Linked DNA regions of Homo sapiens: regions 1 and 2 are each linked to region 3. A link is a contact called in ENCODE Hi-C or POLR2A ChIA-PET data. All regions are on one chromosome and are shown on one strand. The core of a region is the stretch at or near the end of the contact, and the rest is flanking DNA. Distances in the headings are between cores, read along the strand shown. Region 1 holds the start of MMAB (metabolism of cobalamin associated B). Region 2 holds the start of BRI3BP (BRI3 binding protein). Region 3 holds the start of WSB2 (WD repeat and SOCS box containing 2).

Region 1 (2,500 bases), core at 1-2,500, 8.5 Mb before region 3:
TATTATTTTGAGATGGGGTCTCACTCTGTCACCCAGGCTGAAATGCAGTTGCACGATCTAGGCTCACTGCAACCTCTGCCTCCCAGGCTCAAACAATCCTCCCACCTCAGCCTCCCGAGCAGCTGGGAGCACGGGTGTATACCACCACACCCAGCTAATTTTTTTTTTTTTTTTTTTTTGGTAGAGACGGGTTTCACCATGTTGCTCAGGCTGGTTTTGAACTCCTGAGCTCAAGCAATACTCCTGCCTCAAACTCCCAAAGTGTTGTGATTACAGGCGTGAGCCACCGTATCTGGCCTATGATTATTTTGTTCACAGACAGGGTCTTGCTCTGTTGCCTAAGCTGGAATGCAGTGCAGTGGCATGATCATAGCTCACTGCAGCCTTGAACTCCTGAGCTCAAGTGATCCTCTGCCTCAGCCTCCCAAGTAGCTAGGACTCTTAACTCTATCCTACCCAAATTTTTATCTTATACTCCACCAACTCAGGGCCTCTTGCAGGAAAAGAAACCTGAGCCACTTCCATAGTATGAGGCTTCGAGTGTACTCAGAGATGAAGAATTGCCAAAATACAGCTCAAAAAGTGGCATTTTCAAAAAACAATGTAAACAACTCAAGGACATAGCTCAAAATTAAAATGTGACATTACAAGCCCATTCGAAGGTTAATTTCCTGGATCTGTGAACTAAATTAATCCATTATTAATCCACGGTACTCTAGAGGTTCTGAGGTCTGGGTTGAGGTGCAAGTTTCAAGGAATATGAGGAAAGCCATCTTTAGAAGGTGCTGGTGTATCTGGGACCTGGGGAATAAACTGCTTTGGAGATTGGTCACAATCTGAGTCGAGAGCCCTCCTGGCCCACATGGGATATGCCCTGCCCTGCCCGATGATAGCGGGACTTCATTGGGACTTAGGCAAAGACTACCTGGTCTCTGGCGCCCACGTGGCCCACGTTGCCATGGTGACGTCAGAACAGCGTGGAGACGTCACCTGACGGTTGCCGCGGTGACCTCACGGCGGTGTGACGTACCCATGGCGACGACACCACGATTCACGGCAGGTGTTCGAGTTGCCCTTCCCGCCAGCCACTCACCTGTCCCCGTCTTCCACGCCCTGAGGGCCGCGGCTCTGGAAACGGGGATACAGGAGCCTGGCGGCGCCGAAGCACCCGCGCAGGCCAAGACGGCTCCCCAGGCCAAGACGGCTCCCCAGGCCGCACACAGCCATGAGCCAGGCTGCTTGACGGGACCTGACCCCGCCAGGTTCCCGTCCAGTCCGCGGGGTGACTCCACCCACAGCTGGCCGCGCCACCGCTCAGGTTTCAATTTTTATTGGTTCGCAGTTCTCACCCCAGGGCGGGACACTCCCAGGGACTTGTTTCCCATTGGTTTAACGGAAGGAGCGGGGCGGGAAAACCCGTGTCGGCTTGGCTGCAACACCTATTGACCAATGTTCAAGCCTATTGGTAAAGGTACTCCGGGCTCGCGCGCTCTGATTGGCTGGCCTGAAGTACAACGCCTCCTCCCCTTGAGGCACGGGCGCTCTGGGTTGTGGGAGTTGGGGAGCTGCTCCGGCTTCGGCGCGGAGGGGCGGCGGCCGGGGAGGCGGCGGCGGCGGCAGGTGAGAGGCCGGGGTCGGGCGGCCGGGCGGCGCGAGGTCCTAGACCCAGGACGACGCTGAGCCAGGCGTCCAGCTTCTGTGGCTCAGTTTACCCAGCTCTGAGAGTCTTGCCCCGAGGGATCGGCGACCTCAATCTGACAGTCGTGATTTTGAGCTTGACAAGCAAGGGGATTCCCCGCTCTGAGCCTCAGTTTTTCTAAGAAATGGGGATCACGATAGTACTTAGCTCATAGTACACCTGAATCTTAGCGTAAGGTAATCTACGTAAAGCCTTAAGCGGAGGATAATTTTGCGTTATGTATAAAAGTGTAAATTGCACACACCTATAGACCCTGCAAGCTCCTTTCTAGGACTCTGTCCTGCAGAAATACTCATTTAAGTGTGCAAAACGAGGCGTACTGGGTGTTTTCTGCAGCCTTGTTTATAATTGTGACACATTGGAAACAGCCTAAATGTCCAGCAAAGAGTTCTTTCTGCTCCATGATTTCATGTAATTTCTACCTTTAATAGTAGTAGTTGTAAAAGCTGAAACGAAGAACAGAGCCAGTAATAAGTAGCTCTCAGTAATTGAATGATTAGTAGGTGCCAGACACCGCCAAGTGTTTCCCTTGCGTTAATTTAACCTTCCTAACATCCACCGAGGTAGGTACGGTTATTTTCTCTCCATATAACGTGTGGGGAAACCGAGGTTCTTAGCCATTTAAGTGAGTTAACTAAGATGACATCACTGGGGAGTGGAAGAGCTGGCATTTGAACCCAGATCTGTTGGATGTGTCCAGTTGACTCCTGCATTGCCTTTCTGGTACGTAGCAAGTGCTGGACGGTAACTACCTTTTTTGTTATTATGATGGGCTTGAACTAGGTGTTCTAAGATCTCTTC
Region 2 (3,487 bases), core at 177-2,676, 6.9 Mb after region 3:
GGTTTCACTGTGTTAGCCAGGATGGTCTCGATCTCCTGACCTCGTGATCCGCCCGCCTCGGCCTCCCAAATTGCTGACCTTGTGATCCGCCCGCCTCGGCCTCCCAAAGTGCTGGGATTACAGGCGTGAGCCACGGCGCCTGGCCTCATTTTGTATTTTTAGTAGAGACGGAGGGATTTCTCCATGTTGGTCAAGCTGGTCTCGAACTCCCGACCTCAGGTCACCCGCCTCAGCCTCCCAAAGTGCTGGAATCACAGGCGTTAACCACCGCACCCGACCTACAAAAAAGTTTTTAAAAAGATAAACAATACAGGAAAAAATGTGCAAAGGATATGAATAGGTAATTCACAGAGAAGTAATTCAAATGGCCAATAAATCTATGAAAATCTTACTAGGAATCCAGAAAATGTAAATTCAAAAATAAGAGCATTTTGTATTCTTTGGATTGGCAAAAATTGAGTTTTATTTTCTTGGTTGTCTAAAAAAAATGTTGGTTAGACTTGATTTGTTTGATTTAGGATGCAAACAGGGTCCTTGCATTGCATGGGTTATTATGGCTCTTAAGTCTTTAAAACCAATTATCCTCCTCTTCGCTCACCTTTTATACCAATTATTTATTGAACAAACTGGGTCGTTTGTTTGGTAGAATGCCCCACATGCTGGAGTTGGTTGGTTGCTTCTGCTGCTTCTAAGTTTTCCTTATCTGCCATATTTCCTGTAAACTGTAGGTTTGATCTAGAGGCCCCATCAGGTTCATGCTCAACTTGTCTTGGCAAGAATCCATCGCAGGTGGCGCTGGTACTTCCTGGCACTAAGATCGATTGGCGGGACCGGGACTTCGCGGCTTAGCCCCTCCATTTTCAAGTTCCCCGCCAAACCCTCCCCTCTTGGTTGTACCCATTTCTGATGATCATCGCGTGAATCCATCATTCTATTGAGGGGTGCCAAATAATTTTCGGATTCTCTCATTCATCCTCATGTATTAGCTGGACTTTGTAAAAGAAAGTCCCTCCCCAACTATTTTGGGGCTCTGAAATACAGTTCATTCAGGAAGGGCAGGAGGATGCCTGATGCTTTCTTGTTATTTAAAATTTTCAGGATGAATGAGCTGATGCCCACGAGGGCGAATTTTGGGGTACCATTATAATACATTCAGGGAGATTACATATATGTCTATTTCATGTTTTTCAATCAGTTGCAGTCACTTTCCTGGTTGAAGCTGTTGCAAGTTTTACAGGCACGGGTTGCTTTTCCACGGATAAGTTAAAAAAGAGAATTTTTTTTTAAATGATGAGAAGCCGCACCGGGTCGGGGCAGGCTTCCGGGAGGCGGGCGCGGGGCCCCGGGGCCGGGTCGCGTTGGTCCCGCGCCGGGGGCGGGGCGCGGCGTGGGCTGGGCCGTGCGCCTTTGCGCGCGGGGCGGGGCAGGTGGCGCAGCAGCGGCGGCGGCGGCTGTGGGTAAAGGCGCGGCGCGCGGCCCCCGAGCGCGCCAACCTTGCCCTAGCCGGAGCCCGCTGCGGCCCAGCGCACGGCCCTCACCCCGCATCGCGACCCCGCGCCCCGCCGGCCGAGCATGGGCGCGCGCGCCTCAGGCGGGCCCCTGGCCCGGGCCGGGCTCCTGCTGCTGCTGCTGCTGCTGCTGCTGCTCGGGCTGCTGGCCCCGGGCGCGCAGGGGGCGCGGGGCCGCGGCGGCGCGGAGAAGAACAGCTACCGCCGCACGGTCAACACCTTCTCCCAGAGCGTCAGCAGCCTGTTCGGCGAGGACAACGTGCGCGCCGCTCAGAAGGTGGGCGCCGGGCCCGCGCCCGCGGTCACCTTGCCCCGGTCGCCACGCACCTGGCTACCGGGGCCGACCTGGGAGGAGCGCGGCCTCCGGGGCTGCCCGCCCGGCCAGCGCGCGGGAAGAGGGGGTCCGGCCTGCGCCTCGGGGCCTGCCGCCTGCGGCCCCCGCCGGGCCTGACCAGTGCGGGTCTGGGCGGCCGGGCCTCGGGGCGCCCTCTCCTCTGCGCCGCGCTTCTCCTTGGACCTTGCCTCCGCGGTCGGCGCAGCCAGAGTCTCTCCCGGCTGCGCTGACGCCTGCCGCGCGTCTCATTCATTCATTCACCGCGTTTGAATGGCTCCTACTGTGAGCCAGGCAGCACACTGGCGCTCTCGGTCCCCACGCGGCTGCGCCCTCCCCAGCTACCCCGGGTTTGTCCTAGCCTCGCATCCCGACCCACTTCCCCTGGGACCTTCTGCCCCACTCCTCCTCCTGCTTTGAAGATACTTGGAGTTGTTTTTACTTTACAGGAAAAGAAGGGAGCAATGCGATTTGCTCGGTGGCTTTGGGAAACCGAGCACCTACTGTGTGCGGGGCCTTTCGCGTGGAGCCTTTTGTTTAGTTTGGGGAGGTCCCGGATCCTGCAGCCTCCTGGGAAGGGTGTTGAGTCCCAGGAGGATCGCAGGGGGTTTTCCCCAATTCCTGCTCTCTGGAGCTAGGTGCGATAGGGGTGCCATTCCGGGCCGAAGTCCGCCGACTAGCTCTTGAGAAGGAGGAAGTTACTGGGGACAGTTGTGTGTGGTATTGCGGTTCCTTTGCTGTTCCCTGGGGAGGAGGGGGCTCTTGCTTGCCGCCAGCCTTCCTGGGGTTTTGGAGTCAGAGAAGTTTGGGTTCAAGTTGGAGCTCTACCAGTTGGATGACTTTGGGGAAGTGACTTCACTTCTTTGAGCTTGTTTCTTTATTTGTTAAATGGGGATAGTAATCATTCCCCTTCATTGCGAGGTTGTAATTATGACTAGTTGGTACCTTCCTGGCCCAGAATCATGGCTAAAAAGTTAAAGTTTTCTGCTCATTGAGAGGGAGTGGGGAATAGAAGGGAATATGAAGGCCGAAATCAGATTGACTGCATGTTCTTACTGGATAACATGAAAGGTTAATTTGTTAGGAAAACAGTAAGTTTTGACCTCCCTCTCCTGTGGGCAGGGGCACCTCTTGCACAGGTGGGTCTGTGTCTTCATACATGTAGGGGAGAGAACGCTTTGTAGGTGGCCAAAGAGGGGCAAGGAAGCAGGGCTGAACGCCTGAATGTGAAAAGGTTGCCCTGGAGTCTGGCGCGGGAAAGGATCAGGGGTGTGAGTGCAGGGAGTCTCACTTACTTCCTCTTGATGCCGTTTCGGAGCTATTTGAAGGCAGAAATCATTTGTTTTAGAGCAAAAATAAGCCTGTCTTTTTCACGCAGGGTGACCACAGGATCCCCATGTCTCAACTGACGGTGGTTCCATGTGACAATCTAAGGCCAACAAACATGAAATACGAGTGGTTATTTAAGACTTTTACTTAAATAAGACAATCTGTATTCTGGCAGAGCATCTCCGAATCTGGGGGTCAGAGCTCTTCCTGGGCTAAACCGGGGTTTGTGCCTTTAATAGAGATACTAATGATTACTAAGTGCTTTTGTAGATAGAATAATCTTATGTAATCCTTAGAATGACCCTGTGCAGTAGGTACT
Region 3 (3,252 bases), core at 235-2,734:
GAGGCAATGGAAATCAAACGGAAGCTATAAAAAGATTCACATAGGATCTACACAAACAGTAGGGGCCCTTTTAAAAAGAATTCTACGGGTAACACTCACTGAAAAGAAAGCCCTTATCTAGATGGGAAGGAGAGAGAGCTGCCTTTAACTCAATGCCTGACTTCAGCAAACAAAGAAATGTCATTTCCTAAATTAAAAAGTAACACCACCCCAGGGAATACCCAGATTTCAACCTTCCCACCCACAGTAACAAGCCATCAGCAATCAGAACCCTCCAGACCAGGATGAAGCTTGAACTTGGCTGCAAGATTACCATGAAGTTCTGGAACAAATTCTGAGCCCTAGGCCTTGAACCTGCTCTGAAAATTTCTCCTAAGGAAATTACATTTAAACTCGGGTCCTTCAAGACCTGGGACTCCCGGAATCAATTCTAAATCTATCCCAAGTGGGGTTCCGAGGGAAGGTCGTTGGAGGGGAGAGGGCCAAGGCGTGCATGCGTCTTGGGGTTTTTTTCCCCTTGCATAAGAGACACACCTTTCCCACTGAGATTTTATGTTCATCTGGGCTGGCTTGAGGTATATCCAATATCCTCTGACTTCCACGCTGTCTTCTGATGGGGATGGCAGTTAACAAGAATAGAGGCAAGGTCCCCACCCATCAGTGTATCCTAAATTTGCCTGATCATACATGTCACCAGGGATCAGCGTCTCCAGTCCCGCCCCACCTCCACTGACTTAATCTCCAGTGGGAGAGGCTGGGAATAGATTGTTTCAATAGGGAACCCAGACCCCAGACCCCATTTTTACCGGGTCCCAGCCACCCTCCGAGGAAGGTACTAGGATTATCCCATTTTGCAGATCAAAACTGAGACGTGGGTGGCGGTGGTTCAGTGGCTTGTCCACTGTCACGATCACACAGCTTGTGAGGGACAGAGGTGACTCCCATCCAGACATGCAAGTGCGTCCCCTGGCACCTGGGTACCCAGGGGCACCCACCCCCTTGGGGATCTCCGTTTTAGGGCTTGGTGCCCCCCGCCCCGAGTCCCACCCGGGAGCCCCCTCTGTCCCGGTCGGGGGATCTCCTCCCGCAGAAGCCCGATCTTCCCGATCCTGTCGCCGGCGGGAGTCAGGGTGGCGGCCACTGACAACGAAAGTGAAACAAAGCTGGTCGCCGGGCGCGCACCCCCGCCGGCCCCGCGCGGACCTCCCAGGCCGGACGCCCCCGCCGCGTCCAGCCCCCGCCCCACCCCGCCCAGCCCGCCCCGGGGTCGCCTCCCCCCTCCCCGGGGAGAACGGGCCAGGGCCCCGCCGGGCGGGAACGGGCGCGCCCGGCCCCACTCACCTCCGGCCTCCATGGAGGACGCGAGCGGCCCCCGCGGCAGGCGGCGGGCGCCTCAGCCCCCCGGGCCGCGGGCCCTCATGCCGCCCCCGCGCCGCCCGCCCCGGCCAGGCCGCCGCCGCCGCCCGGAGAGGCCATCAGCTGCTTCCCGTCACATGGCGGTGGGCGCGGGCGGAGACGCGCGGGGGCGGGGCGCAGGGGAAACGGAGGGGGGGTGCGGACGGGATAAAAACGGTGGGGGGCAGCTGAGGGAAAAGATGGAAAATCGGGGAGGCGGTACGCTGACGGGATAAAAGCTGAGGGGTTGCTCAGGGGAAACGGGGGCGGGGAAGACGCGCGAACCAGATAAAAATGGGGCAGGGGTGGGGGGAGCTGAGCGGAAACGGGGTGGGGCGCGAACGGGATAAAACCCAGGGGTTGTGCGGGGTCCTGAGGGGAACCAGCGCCGGATAAAAACGGGGAAGGGAGGGAGGTGAACAGAGCTGAGGGAAACCGGGAAAAGGGGAGCGATAGAAACCGGAGTAGGGGAAGCCGGGCTCAGGGGAAAAGGGGGTGTTGGAGAGTGGTAGAGCCGGGCTGAGAGAAAAACCAAGCAGGGGAAGCGGCGATCCGGGGAGAACGGAGAGAGGGAGACCGAGGGCTGTGGGGGTAAGGGGAACCAAAGGGGCTGAAGCGAAATCGAGGGGAGGGGCAGGTGAAAATGGAGCCATGCGAAGGCCGATGAGGGGGGAAACGGGTAAAAATGGGGGCGGGAGAAATAGGTTGGAGGGAATACTGGCCGAGAAGAAACCTGGGGAGAGCTGGGCTTAGGGGAAAATGGGGAGGGGGTGGAAGGAAGGTGTAATAACCGGGTGCTGGGGAGGACGTAAGAATTGGGGGGTGCGGCGAGGGTCAAGGCTAGGGTAAAACAAGGGGGGCTACTCAATGGCTCCGGTAATGGGAGAGGGAAGTGAGGAGAACACGGGGCGGTGGGGAGAGGAGGGCAGGGTGAAAACCGGAGTGGGGGTGGGAACGAGATAAAAAACGGGGCAGGAGCGATTCGGAAGAAGACTGTCCCCTTACCTACCTACGGCGACAGCCTCGCCTGTCCCCGTCCCCCTGAGAAACCTGCTCTCCCTGTCTACCCGCATAGCCTCAAGAAATGGCTCGCTTGGGTCAGACGCCCCCTTTTTAACATTCCAGGGCCAGGGCAGGAGTCATCATGGAGGCTTTTCATGCCTGAAAGACCCCATTTCTTAGTTGTCCGGTCCCCAGTAGTATCAGTGGCTTGGGGATTTCTTACTGAGCTCAGCTCATTGTCCCCAAAATGCCTCCCCTTACCCCCAACTCGAGCGCTTCCCTTTCCTGCTTTGGGCCCAAGCTCTTCCCGCGGTTCTTGGTGTCAGCTTCATTCAAGTCACTCTCCCGCCTCTCATTCCTTTCTCCCCGCCTTTCTTCGCTTCCCTCCAAGTGCCCTCTCCATTTGCCGGTCACTGGTCCCAGAGCTCCGGATCGCAGTGGTTCCATTTTAAATTTCTTTGCTTCCTAACGCAACCTATGTTTTCTACGGTAACTGAGGTTCCCGTGTTCTTTTTCACCATGGTCTCTCCGTTTTAATGTTTCGGGTTTTTTTACCCAGGCCCCTGTTTTATGAGCCCTGGGTACGTCCTTCCTGTGTCCCGTTTGGCCTCCTGGGTTACACTCCTGTTCACCCCGCTTGGCCGGTTTTTTTTTTTCTTTTCTTTGAACCTGCCGGTTTCTCAGTCTCCCCCTTTTCCGCTGGCTACCTGTCCCTTTCTCGCCGCCCATGTTAACTTTAGCATGCCCCGTTCTCTCTCTTCATTTTCCACTGGGTATTTTTTATGTTTCCCAATTTTAAAAACGGCCCAGCGCACCCCTTTTTTTGGGACTCCACTTTTATCTCTGGCACCAGTG

Evidence for each region. A loop is a pair of places that touch in the nucleus more often than their neighbours do. ChIA-PET counts read pairs that join two places held with the same protein, here RNA polymerase II (POLR2A). Pooled maps may share reads with other maps.
Region 1: a loop to region 3 is called in a map of CD8-positive, alpha-beta T cell, with 8 times the contacts of the local background. The contact joins the promoter of MMAB here to the promoter of WSB2 in region 3. A Hi-C loop is called at or near these places in 1 of 168 maps with a recorded cell type or tissue (CD8-positive, alpha-beta T cell) and 6 of 50 pooled maps. POLR2A ChIA-PET finds 5 or more read pairs at or near these places in 1 of 52 experiments (A673).
Region 2: a pooled map shows a loop between it and region 3 (9-fold over the local background). The contact joins the promoter of BRI3BP here to the promoter of WSB2 in region 3. A Hi-C loop is called at or near these places in 3 of 50 pooled maps.

The regions. Positions count from the first base shown.
Region 1 is chr12:109,572,254-109,574,753 of GRCh38, forward strand. It overlaps MMAB (metabolism of cobalamin associated B), which reads right to left and starts at 1,251. Exons shown (of 9, transcript NM_052845.4): 1 at 1,094-1,251. The coding sequence starts at 1,227. MVK (mevalonate kinase) reads left to right here and starts at 1,541. Exons shown (of 11, transcript NM_000431.4): 1 at 1,541-1,620. RefSeq lists enhancers at 641-1,142, 1,143-1,642 and silencers at 1,402-1,531, 1,552-1,781.
Region 2 is chr12:124,992,219-124,995,705 of GRCh38, forward strand. It overlaps BRI3BP (BRI3 binding protein), which reads left to right and starts at 1,427. Exons shown (of 3, transcript NM_080626.6): 1 at 1,427-1,785. The coding sequence starts at 1,573. RefSeq lists enhancers at 1-497, 2,217-2,306, 3,487 and silencers at 1,257-1,576, 1,597-1,646, 1,747-1,796, 1,807-2,056, 2,067-2,126.
Region 3 is chr12:118,059,695-118,062,946 of GRCh38, forward strand. WSB2 (WD repeat and SOCS box containing 2) reads right to left here and starts at 1,485. Exons shown (of 9, transcript NM_018639.5): 1 at 1,342-1,485. The coding sequence starts at 1,354. It overlaps LOC124903030 (a long non-coding RNA gene), which reads left to right and starts at 1,766. Exons shown (of 2, transcript XR_007063479.1): 1 at 1,766-1,986. RefSeq lists a silencer at 895-944.